Regions from separate parts of the Homo sapiens genome. Here region 1 is linked to region 2. A link is an interaction called in ENCODE POLR2A ChIA-PET data of the cell type or tissue named here. Cell type or tissue: PC-3. All regions are shown on one strand. Each heading gives the region's core, and the rest is flanking DNA. Links, peaks and the distances in the headings are about the cores only. Region 1 overlaps LINC00840 (long intergenic non-protein coding RNA 840). Region 2 overlaps LINC00841 (long intergenic non-protein coding RNA 841).

Region 1 (6,338 bases), core at 1,983-4,482, 64 kb after region 2:
TCCTCAGAGGCTGAGCCCTTGGGAATGAACATGCACAATAACAGTTTGCAGAGGCCTGAGGATTGTTTCTGACAACAGCAGCTCTCTGTGACCGTGGCTCCCAACTGCATCTTCCCCAGGCATAGACCTGGGGAGGCAGTCACCCCTCAAGTAAGAGGGTGACAAAAACAAAATGAGTCAAGCCACCCCACCCACCCACCACCCTCCCCCTGAGGCAGGTGCATGTTCTCAGCCCTTTGACAAGGCTCTGTAGAAGTTAGTCCCTTTATGCAAATTGGCCTCGCTGTCTGGCGCGTGTGTGTGTGTGTGTGTGTGTGTGTGTGTGTGTGTGTGTACAATGGCATTGACCTGAAAGTAAAATCCAATAGGTAAGAAACATCCTATTCCAACCATGACAGACCCTTCCTCCAATGCATGTGGGTGGAGCATGGTCACCATCCCCAAGATTTCTGGTTCTCAGTCTCAAAATGTGGGCTTAGCAATCTATGGAGTAGCCTTTCCAAGCATCCCCTGTGAGCAAAGACAGTCTAAAACCAACATAAAAATGAGTGTCCATGTGGGTGTAGAGTTTTCATGATCCAGGACGGCGCATTAAAAAGACCTAGAGAGATTCAGCAGTACTGAGGCCTGGCCCCACCACAGACCAATGAAAGCAGAATATCTGGGGAGGGGTCAGGCATCTTTATTCTTTGAACTCCTCAGCTGATTTTAAGAGGCAGCCGGGGTGGAAAATTCTGGGTCAGGCCTTACAGAGACTGGAGTCCATGGCTCCTCCAGCTAGCCTGATAGCAATTCTATCCGCACAAGAACCATCCTGTCCCCACACACTCTGTGTCGTCCAGCCAGTGGTTCTCAGACTTTGATGTATGTCCAAGTCACCTGGGAGGATCATAAGGACCATAGAGCCCCAGGTTCCTTGAAGTGGGTGGGACCCGGGCCCAGGGATTTCTCAGAGCTCCTGGGTGAGTCTGATGCCCATCCGAGTGTGATCACCAAGGGCCTTGTCCTTACAGAGAGTAGAAGGTGGCTGAGCAAGCACAGTAATTGATGGCAGTGCTCCTTGCCTGTGTCCCAGTAATACCAGCCAGGAGCCAGCTGAGCCTCCTGCAGAGGTGAGCCAAAGTGAGCCCCCCACTCCTTCACCTCCTCCTCCCACACACACCAGAAAGCCATTCTGGAGCTGTGCCTGTACAAAACCCAGTTTCCTCAGCCACTGTGGCTCCGGGTGGGCTTCTGCACTCTGCACCTGTCATCCCAGGAGCGCTGTCCCGGGCTCCACCTGACTCAGGGAGAGGTCTGTGCCCTGTGCTCTGAAATGCTGGGTCTCCAGACACTCCATCCATGAAACAAACAAAATAGGGTGACTCTGTGTCCTCAAATGGGAAGGCTCCAACACATGCTACTTCCTGGCCCCTTGAATTGGTACTCTCCACCAGAGCCACCACCCAGGCTCTGTGGTCCATGAGGAGAGAGGCTCACAATGGGGCCTCCTCCAAGGAGAACAAGCTCCCAGGAGACCTCCCCTCAAACCCAGGGCTCTGAGCTGGCTAATGTCCAAGGAGAGGCACAAGAATGGCTGGTCAGGGACTGGAGTCTCTGCCTGGCCTACCTAAGGGCATCCTCAGCTGCAGGTCCCCTGACTCGATGAACAGAACAGGGAGGGGATGCCGCTGAGCATCCACCCCCACAGCCTATCTGTCTCATTCCAGCCAGACAGCCCCTCCAGGGCCTGAGATGTAACTCTGCTTCCTTCTAGCCTGAAGCCATGGAGGAGACCGGGTGGGGGCAGGTGTGGACAGGTCAACTCTGGCCAGACAGGGCCCTAAGGTGCCGCCTTGCCGGGGTGCCAGGCTCTGACTCTGGGACAAGGACACCAGACCACACCAACCACACTTGCCAGCCTGCCCTGTCTGCTCTGAGCCACCCCCTTGGCCCACTGCCTCTTCCCTCTGCCGGACGCCTACCTCTGACGCCTCCCCCCACAGCTCCATGTCAGCCATATGCTGTCTCTGTCTTCTCATTAGGACTTTAGGCACACTCCAGACAACATCTCTTTTTATGAGCTACCTAAAAAATTCCTCTCCAGCAACACCAAGCCACCAAGGGGTGGCCAGCAAGGCAGGACTCTCCAGGCCAGGCCAGCAGGGCTACCTGGGAGGAGGCTTGTGGCAGAGGGGCAGAGGTGGGCTACTCCCAGGCTGCATTTAGGACTATTTTGCAGATAGGTAATGGGGAACCACCCACAAGGATAGAGTTTGAAATAAGAAGCAAGCTAAAGCCAGGGCTTTGGGGAATGGAGCTCAGATCCCCAAAACTTAGCATGTAGAAAAACATTTTTGAATCTTACTGGGCATAAGACTCACCAGGAAGAGATAAAAATGCAGATTTCAAGGCAGCCGAGGAAGCTGCTCCCTCAGCAAGCCCTGCTAGGCCTGCGATGTGTTCCCAGGAAAGATTATGGAAGATTTGAAGAGAAAAGCAGAATCCAGGCTTGGGTGAGGTCGGACAGCCAAGGCCAGAGCACAGGGTGGAAACCAGAGAGGTCCTGAGGTCCGAGCTGGCGGGAAGTACAGGAGAAGCAGGAGGGCTGTGAGTGGGACATGGATCCTAAAGCCACAGATCTCTGGGCATGACTTCCTGCGATTCTGAAAGCCTCCAGCTTTTAGGTCAACCCTTGAAATGTGAGCAGGCCATACAGAACCTCGGGGCCTATGAAATCTTCCTCCTTAGAAATAGACTCTTAATTTAGAGTTGAGAGTCCACCCAAGAGGAAAGAGCTAGATTTATTGCTGGCAAAATATGAAGGATGTAACATGATACCTCTTCAAGTCTCCTTATATATTTTCACAGGCCAGGCAGTAATTGCCTCCAGAGATGAGGCCCTGATGGGTTAGGGGAGGAACCCTGCCCACCCGCCCGCCAGCTAGGAGGAGGGAGTCTGGGGCCAGGTACAGCTGTGGTAGGGATGCAGGACAGAACGGACTCACAAAAAGAAGTCGTGGTGGGGTCCACCAGGCCCAGGAACTGGCAAATAAGGAAACCACAGAAATAGAGGGAAGGTGGCAAACAGGGCGGAAGGGAGCCAAGAACTTGCTCGTTACAAAGGCAGGAACCCTACTCTGTTCCCAAAGGCCTGAAATATCTCCAGAGGGTAGCTGTGTCCACACAAAGCTTCCTCTGGGTGAATCAGGCACAATGAGGGCCCGGGATGAGTCACTCTCGTTCCAGCCTGGCGTCTTCCCTTTGGGAGCCTTTCTGCAGACAGAAAACTGTAGCCAAATTAGGACACTCTAAGGATCCGAAGGCACCAAGACCTGCTGGCCTGCGACCAGAAGAATCCAGATTTTATGCCTGATTTGGGGTGATCCTTAAGTCATCCGACTCATTTTCCTTATGGTGAAGGGTGTTTATCAAAGCCCAGTGACTTGTGAAGACCACCAAATGGTGCCTATGTGATGTCAAAGCTGTGCTGGAAGAAGGGAAGGGTATTCTCTCAACTAGTGGTTCAGGAGAAAGAGGCATGACCCCCACAAGCACTCGGAAAACTTTCATCCACCAAATAATCACACAAGTCATGCAAATGAACACTGTGGGAGGTGCCTCAAAGGAAAGAACATGCCCCTGCCCCTGCCCCTGCCCTTGCCCCCGCCCCAGCCCCTGGGGACGCCGGCAAAGCTTCTGTGAGGAGCTCACCTTTGGACTGAGGTCTGGAGGATAAGCGCATGCCAACAGGCCAAAGAAGAGGTGGACAGTCACGGGGACAAACAGAACACTATGCAGACGCCTAGAGCAGGGGTTCATGGTGAGCTCAGCCTCATGAGAGGTTGCAGCCAGACTGGGGAGGGCTGTGGACCAGGTAAAGATCTAGTCATTGTTCTGCAAAAAAATGAAAAAAAAAAAAGGATGTGAAGCATGTAGAGCCACTGAAGGATTTTAGGCAGGACAGCAGCACAGTGAAGCTTTGAAAAAGGCCATGCCGGCCAGATGCAGTGCAGGGGGAGGCTTGCAAGTTACAGGACCAGTGCAGAGAGGCATCCTGGCCATTTCCACCATGCAGTCTCGAGAGAGCTGCTGCAGCTCCAACTGAGACGCTGGCTGTGGATAAAGGTGAATGTGTCTGAGAACACCTGACAGGCAGAATCAGCGGGGACAGACTGCATTTGGGGTAGATGAGGGTTTGCTGTCTCCAAGGCAATATCCTAACAGGAGGAGCACGGGAACAAGGTGTGACTTAGGGCTCCAGATTCAGGTTCTGTTTTTATTATGTCAAGACGCAGGTGCCATCTACATGGGAGCTTCAGGAAGGTGATTGTCTGTGTGTTTCTGGAGCTGTGAAGAAAGTTCTAGAAGGAGATTTCTATGTCAGCTGCACACAGGAGCTCACGAAGCCAAGCTCCTGAATGAGGTGGCCAGAGGAGAGCTCCACATGAGAAAGAGTGACAGCTAGGACCGAGCCACAATTGCCCCCCATAGACAATAGCCATGAGCAGTGCGCAGGGGAACCAGGAGAGAATGGGACCTGGAGGCCAAGATGGTGTGTCAGGAGGAAGAAACCGTTAGCAATGACAAAAGCTGCTGAGACCCTGGAAAAGAGAGACAACAAGAGAACTCCAAGGGCTGTACTAAGAGATCATCCCGAAAATGCTGAAAAGTCAATAGGCGACAGACTGTAGGGACATTGGGTTGCATGTGAAAACAATTGGGGTGAGCGAGGAAATGTTAACCCTTTTGAATATGTGAGAAGTAGGATTGGAGCTGTGCTCAGAGAAGATCATGGTGGCTTAAAAGGAGAGAAACAAAGCTAGGAATTCCATTCTCCATGTTTATACTGCCATTTTGTAAGAAATAAGGCAGTGTAGGACAAGGCTGGAGTAGTCCAGGAATTGACAGGAATGATCAAATCATGGCCACTGAGCTCGCAGGAACTGAATTAAGGGGTGACTCCACAGACACGGAAAGGAGAGCAGCTGGACTTAGTGGCTGAATGGGCCACTACAGGGTGAAGGCATAGACAACTAAGAGACTGGCGGGAAGAAGAAGCAGGATCCATGTCCCTGTCATAGCTGGATGGCCAGGGATTCTGTGCTGAGCTGTTGTCAAGGGCAGCTGTTTCAGGTTCCAGCAGAATATCACAATGTGGAGACACCCATCAGTCACTGTTACCTGCAGACCTGTGCTCAGGACACAGGGCAAGTCGGTGTGGGGCCGGCAGGGACTGCAGAGTCCACTCAGAGGACATGTGCGGAATGCACAGAGGGGCTGTGGAAACACAGAGCCCAGGAGGAAAGGACAGTGGACAGCAGGAGTGACCAGGAGAGACGGAGAAAAGGATGGATGAGGAATGGAGCCCCTGCAGAGAAGGGCAGAGAGACTGTTCCCACCATGGGTTTAGGGGGAGATGCAGGACAAGGTTCCTGCAGTCCCCTGGGTTTGGAGTGCACAGTTTCCACTCGTGTGTAGGAGTAGGAGCCAAATGGAAAGGGATGGAGACAGAGGAGGAGGGCAGAGGAGAAGCAGCTCAGGACCACACCATGTGAGGATAGAAAGAGGGCTGGGAGCACGAACAGCCCCGGGGCTCAGCGCAGGCTGCCAAGGGAATTCTTCAGTTATCTGTTTTGGCTGCTACTCTTTATGTGTGTGAATATGCGTGTGTGTGTTTTCCGAGCTTTATTGAAGTATAACTAACAAATAAAAATTGAGTATTTAAGGTGTACAAGGTCATGTTTTGATATATGCATTGTGAGATTACCAGGAACAAGCTAATCACCATATCCATCACATTTTTATAAGAATACTTGAAATCTATTAGCAAATTTCAAGGATATAATGCCATGCATTATTAGGTCTTCATAATTTAGCTAATAACTAAAAGTTTCCTATCTTGTTTTTCAATAAGGAAGATGGGTATAGAAAAGTCAAAGTGGCCAATGAACATGGAAAAAAGGACAAGATTAATAGCAGTAATTACCCAACATGCTAATTAAGAACTGAAACATTGTCCATCTGTCAAAGTAGCAAATGCAAAAAGTTTCTGCAGAAACATCATTTGGGTTAAAGACTGCGTATCATAGGATGGCATTTTTCCCTGGCTCTGTCGCTGCTGCCATGGTGGCTCTCCTGGCCCCTGCTGTGGGCACATCTGGACACAACCCCCACCCTCCTCACTTCCCTGTGGTGTGGGTCGCTTCCTCTAGAGCTGCAATTACATTTGAGCCAGAGTCAGACACAGAGGCCTCCAAGCCCTGAAGATGCGGCAGGGTGTGCGAGGCTGCAGGAAGCTGCCTCAGGACCTGCTTGTGCAGGCGGGAAGGCAAGCTCAATGGCAACTCCATGATGTC
Region 2 (6,338 bases), core at 1,601-4,100:
TCTTTTTCAGGTAGTTCAAAACACTTTAGAAGTTCATTTTAATGTAGTTTTCATTTTTGCTCATGGTTTATGTTGAACTGTTTTACTCAGTTTTCAAATATTTGAGAATTTTCCAGAGGTTTTCAAAAATTGATTTCTAATTTAATATATTGGAGTCAGAGAACATACTTTGTAAAATGCTTTTAAGTTTATAGAGATTTTGCAAATGTTATGGATTGAATTTTATCCTCCTCCGCAAATTTATATGTTGAAGCCTTAACCCCCAGTGTGACTATATTTGGAGCTAGTGAGACAGGATAGTTCCCTTGAGCCCCTTTGTGGGCAGGAACTGGAGTGGCTTGTTTCACTCAGCCAGCTGTTGGCCACTCCTTGAGAGAGGGAGCACATGAGCAAGCAAGTGCAGGAACCAGAGGGAATGAATGCTAGAGCCAGCCGGTCACTCCTCTCTGTCAGGAGCAGGTTGTGTGGGCCCTGCAGCAGTGTCCAAGTCCCTGCCCTCTGAGCACCCAGGTTCTTGCCTGGCATCCAGGAAGAATCAGGTCACACAAACAGACTGAAGGGTAGTGTATGCAGAGGATTTTATTAGGTGATAAAGGTGGCTCCTTGTGGGATGGGGAATTGGAAAGGGGATGGTGCGGAAAGAAGGTGATCTTTCCCTGAAGCCACACCATCTGACGTTAGCCGTGTCTATCCTTAGTCTCAGAAGCTCCCTTGCTGCTTCTGTGCTTGCCACTCAGCAGCTTGTATTGCTCTGCCAGCTGATGTCTTTTTGTGGCAGAGCAATACAGAATAGGGGAGTGATAGACCAAAAAGGCAACATTTGGGCATTAAAAACAAGGTCAGCTGTTTTCACTTAGGGCTACAGTTCCAGGCTTAAGGGTGGGGTTTAGCCAGGAGCCCAAACATTCTGTATCAATAAGGCCTCCAATTCATGGCAAGAATATGGTATAATATGGTAAATGTCTTGAGTGCGCTTGAAAAGAATATGTATTCTGCTGTTGTCAGAGGTGTCAATTCATTCTAGCTGGCTGACTGTTGTTCAAAGTTTCTACATTATTATTGATTTTCTGTTATATAGCATATAAGTTATGGAGAAAGGGCTAGTTAAATCTCTGATTATACCTATGGATCTGTCTATTTCTCCTTCAAGTTCTCCCAGGTTTTGCTTCATTTATTGTGAAGTTCTTATTACATGCATAAAATTTAGAATTGTTACGTCATGTTGATAAATTAATGCCTTTGTTATTTTGAAATGACCTCCAAATGACCTTCTTCATTCCTGGTAGAAATTGTTGCTCTGAAATCTACTTTGCCTTGTATTTAAAATAGCCACTCCAGGTTTCTTTTGATTAGAGTTAGAATAGTTTTTTTTAATTCTTATACTTTTCATTTATTTATATCTTTGTATTTAAAATGAGTTTTACTTAGGCCGCATATGCTCAGTCTTACTTTTTTTTTTTTTTTTTTTTTGAGACAGGGTCTCACTCTGTCACCCTGGCTACAGGACAGTGGCACAACCAATTCTCATGTCTTGGCCACTGAAGTAGCTGGGATTCCAGGCTTTAGCCACCACACGTGGCCTTACTTCTTTTAAATTTACATTATAAATGGGTTGCATCTGATAATGTCTTCTTTTATATTGAGGTATGTAACTCATTTACATTTAATGTAGTTATTGATTTGATTAAGAATAGGCAACAAAAGAAAAAATGGATAAATTGAACTTCATGAACATTTAAAATTTTTGTGCATCAGAAGACACTATTGGCAGAGTAAAAACAACTCACAGAATGGGAGAATATATTTGCAAATCACTTATTTCATAAGAGATTAATATCCAGAATGTATATAGAAATTCTAAAACTCAACAACAAAAAACTAACAACTCAATTCAAAAATGGGCAAAGGACTTCAGAAAATATTTCTCCAAAGAAAATGCACAGATAGCTAATAAGCACATGAAAAGATGCTCAACGTTACTAATCATCAAATGCAAATCAAAACAAGATACCACCTCACACCATTAAGAGGGCTACTATTTTATATACATATATATTTTTTAATGAAAAGTAACCCTTAGCAAGGGTGTGGATAAATTGGAACCCATGTGCACTGTTGATGGGAATGTAAAATGATGCAGCTACTGTGTAAAATAATATGTCAGTTTCTAAAAAAATTTAAAAATACAATTATCTTATGATCTAGAAATCCCACTTCTGAGTGTATATTTAAAAGAATTGAAAGCAGGGTCTCCAAGAGATATTTGCACACCATGTTCATAGCAGCATTATTCACAATTGCTAAAATGAGGAAGCCAGCCAGATGTCTATCAATGGATGAATGGATAAGGAAACTGCTATCTATACACACAATGGAATATTACTCAGCCTTAAAAAGGAAGGAAATTCTGACAGATGATACAACATGGATGAACCTTAAGGACTTTATGCTCAGTAAAATAAGCTCATCATCACAAAAAGATAGATAGTATGTGATTCCTCTTATATGAGGTACCTATAGTCGTCAAGATCAGAGAGACATAAGTAGGGTGGTGTGTACCAGGAACTCAGGGGAAAAGGGAGAAGTGGAGAGTTGTTTGATGTGTACAGTTTCATTTTTGCATATGAAAAGCGTTCTGGGGATGGATGGTGGTGATGGCTACAGAAAAATGCAAATGTACTTGGTGCCACTAAACTGCAAATTTTACGTGTATTTTACCACAATAAAAAGGATTAGAAAAAAATAAAAACACCCTTGCTTCAGATACATCTGTCTGGGTCAGGTCAGTTCCCTGGCTTCCTTCTCTATACTGGAGCTGGAGTGCATTCCAGGCACCCTATTGGCCACACAGAAGGGTGAGTGTTGCTTGTTCTCCCTCCTGTGCTGCCATTCAAGGCAGCCATGTCTGTCCCTAGGGCCCTAGTGATTATCCAGGGGAAAACTGAGCCCCTCTGAGAAACATATCCCCCATACAGGAAATTCTGATGACTGGGGCCACAACAGCTATTCTCAGCCCCTGAGGAAGGAACTGATTGCCCAGATTGTATTCAAGGATGAGTCCGTTTTGCCTGGAAATGTCTAAAATTGCTAAGTGTATATTCATTCCCTCAACAAATATTTATTGGGTGACTACTATGTGTGAGGCGTGCTTCTAACTGTGAGTGCAGTGATCCTGACTATTTGTCTTTGCTCAAATTACTTCACATTTGGGAAAATTCGTGTGCTAAGAAGACTGTGTCCAGGACCATTGAGTCCAGTGTCCCCCTTTCCAGAAGGCACTGGGATCAGTTTAGACTTTTGAGATAGGTAGGCCCAGCCAAGAGGAGACAAGAGCACAGAAAGACATCCACAAACATTCCTAAAAAGAGAGAACTGGAAGCTTTTGTGGAAGCTTAGGCAGTGCCGAAAACTCCTGGACTTTCCTTCGTGGCCCATCTGCAGAGTGGTGCTCCTTTGGGAGCTGGCCTGGCCTCCCTCTCCCACCCCTCTGCTCTCCCTGGGCAGATGCACCAGCAGCCCAGGTGCAATGCATACCTGCAGGCTGACTGCTTCCACAATGCAGACCCCCTCTCTGAGCTACCGCATCGCCTGTGGGACACTCAGGGATGTCTCACAGGGATGGCAGACTCAGCCTCTTTAACATAGGACTCATGCTTTTTCCCCTACCTGAAAGCCTGCTCTCCTGGAAGGATGCTGACCTCAGATGGCCAGGTCCTCCACACAGCCCCAAGCAGGAAACTGGCCACCACTCTTCCTCCCCTGCTCTGTCACCCTTCCCTAACCTCGGCCTCTAAAGCCTGGTTCCAAACATGTGGAACTCTGTGTCAGTTGTCACTCTCCTGCCACTGCCCAGGATCAAACCACCTCACAGATAAATTGCAAACACTGATCTTCTGAAACCCCGGTATCTACTTCCCCCAGCCTCCTCACATCTCCTCATTCCCTCCCAACATGGAGTCCACTCTCCACTCTGCAGCCATGGCATGCATCCAATCGTGCCACTTCTCTGTCTTTCAGTAGCTTCCCCTCAGACCCCTTCTTAGTCTAGAGCCAGCCCCTCCCCAGGATGCAGTCTCTGGACCTTTCTCCGCCCCTTCCCCCCAACTTTCCTGCAAACCCTATACATGGGACTTGCTCAGAAGCACCTCCTCCAGGCCTCAGCAAATCCCACTTCCTCAGCTATGGCCCGTACTCCTGCATCTAAATTCTACCCATCTCTGATACTCACTTTAACCCTCCCCTGCCAAGCACCCAGCCAGCTGAAGCACCACCCATCTCCCCCTAGGTAACCCTGTGCTTACCCCTCCCAGGTGCACCACCTGCCTTGACCTTATTGGACACACAGTCATGTCAGAGAACATGAGGATGCTGGACTCTGAAGCAAAACTGTGCCAATGATTCCTCGGCCCCTGCCCTCCTCTGAGCTCACTTCAGAGGTCTCTGTGCATCGATAACGCTAGACTCACAAGACTATGAGAATAGAGGAATGAGGTCTTGCATTTCTTCTGCATCTTCCCTCAGAGGCTAGAGCCCGGTGGACACTCACCATCCCCTCATGGCTCCACACTCTCCCCACCGGGCTCCACAGTCTCTAAAGGAAGAGACCATGGGCTCTTTCCATGTCCAAATATCTCTATCAAAGGTGCCATGCTTTACACATTGTCAGAATCACTAGAAGGTTGCATTTTTCAAAATCATCAGGAAATTATAAAGAGCTGCAGAATGTTTGGAAACTAAGGCCAACCAAGTCACAGAGTGGCCTGCTGACTCAAGGCTACAACGTGGACTCTCAGAAGAGACGGGGGTGTCTTAGCATCTGCTTTCTTGCTTACCCTGAGTTCTCACAGAGCAGCAAGTGCCCGCAGGAAAGCCCCAGGATCCCTCAGTAAGACTTGGTGGCTGAAAGGAGTCTCCACCCTGAGTCTGTGCCAGGGGTTCCTTTACCAAGACTGGCCAGCAGCTGGGTCATCTGCCTGGCTCCTTTCCATGGATGCACACCGGGGGCCTCCTCTGGAGACTCTGATAGGCCTGGGCTGAAAATGAGCAGGACTGGCTACATACTGTGTAGGACCCAGTAAAAAATTAAAATGTAGGGCCCGTTGTTCAAAAATTTTGAAGAATTTCAAGACTGTGACAGCAGAGTGCTAAGCCAAGCCCAGGGTTTTTCTAAGCGCAGACTCATGAAGCCAGCCCTGGGTCTGTGATGTGCACTCCAGGATTGTGGCTCCAGTGACACTGGTGCTGCCTCTATGCCTACGAACCTCAGCTGGATGCCATGACATGTCCCTGTGGGACAGGACCAAGGAGCACGGAGCCCAGAGCCCCCGGGGCACTGCAGAACAATTCTGGAGAGTCTGTCCACCCTGGCTTTCCGCTACACAGGCTGTGGTCTCATTTTACTCTTCTTATATTTTAAACTATATGTTTAGGAGTATCTAGAGCCCTCTGACATGGTTTTCTTTTAGAATCATTTTTCTGTTTGCTGTCCCACTATTTGATTCAAAATCACCTGCTGGCAATGGGACTGGAAAGCAGGAAAGAGTAAGCTCCTTCACCCGATCCCTGAAGCTCACAATGGAGCCCTGAAGGGGATGGTGAATGTCCACAGTGCTCTAGCCTCTGAGGAAAGATGCCAAAGAAACGCAAGACCTCATTCCTCTATTCTCATAGTCTCGTCAGTCCAGTGTTATCAGTGCACAAAGATCTATGAAGGAAATGAGCCTTAACTCTACCAATGAGCTCAGAGGAGGGCAGGGGCCCAGGAGTCATGGGCACAGCTTCACTTCAGAGCCTGGCATCCTCATGTTGAAGGAAAGTGTGGCCAATGTGATGACAAGTTATATCCAAAAATAGCATATGAGGGTCCGTCTGGAGGATGGTCCAGCAAACAGTGGGCAAAGATGCCATTCATTCTGCTTCAGATCCAAGCGCCTCCCAGGCTGGGACTCCAGGACAGGCCTGTGGGAGCGTCGGTATCACACATTCCCACCCCTGGCATATCTGTGGAACTGTCATCCAGACCAGACACTGTGGAAGCCATTGCAATAACCTTGTGAGGTGGGTAATGTTATTATTCCCACTTCATGAGCAAGAATGATGAGATTTAGAGAGGCCACGTGACTTTGTGGGTGATACAGCCATGGGCAGAGCTGAGATAAAAGCATGTGAAGGAGTTTGGAATGTGCCACCCCAAAATATGCCACTTTGATATACTGATTATTTTGAGTTAAAGACGCTTGAAAAACAGCAAATACAGGAAGAAACTCTCTCTGAACTCTTCTTAACTGCCTAAAGAAAGATCTTGCAAAAGCAATTCAAGTCACGAGTCCCCTCCTCAG

Evidence for each region. ChIA-PET counts read pairs that join two places held together with the same protein. Peaks named below come from ENCODE experiments on the same cell type or tissue, not always from the same donor. Only the 100,000 strongest peaks of a DNase experiment are listed, where the experiment ranks them.
Region 1: POLR2A ChIA-PET joins it to region 2 with 5 read pairs; 2 of 35 experiments call an interaction of 5 or more read pairs at or near these places.

Annotation. Positions count from the first base shown.
Region 1 is chr10:43,864,695-43,871,032 of GRCh38, reverse strand. It overlaps LINC00840 (long intergenic non-protein coding RNA 840), which reads right to left. Exons shown (of 5, transcript NR_038268.1): 3 at 3,694-3,876. Among named protein-coding and RNA genes, the nearest start is that of LINC00840, 8.5 kb to the right of the region's middle. RefSeq lists a silencer at 3,578-3,872, a cis regulatory region at 6,184 and an enhancer at 6,100-6,269. In PC-3, for the core only: no CTCF peak of the experiment used is centred there; a DNase peak (open chromatin) is centred at 3,172; H3K27ac peaks cover 1,235 bases.
Region 2 is chr10:43,928,236-43,934,573 of GRCh38, reverse strand. All of the region lies in intron 2 of LINC00841 (long intergenic non-protein coding RNA 841), which reads right to left. Among named protein-coding and RNA genes, the nearest start is that of LINC02659, 19 kb to the right of the region's middle. In PC-3, for the core only: no CTCF peak of the experiment used is centred there; a DNase peak (open chromatin) is centred at 3,103; H3K27ac peaks cover 1,109 bases.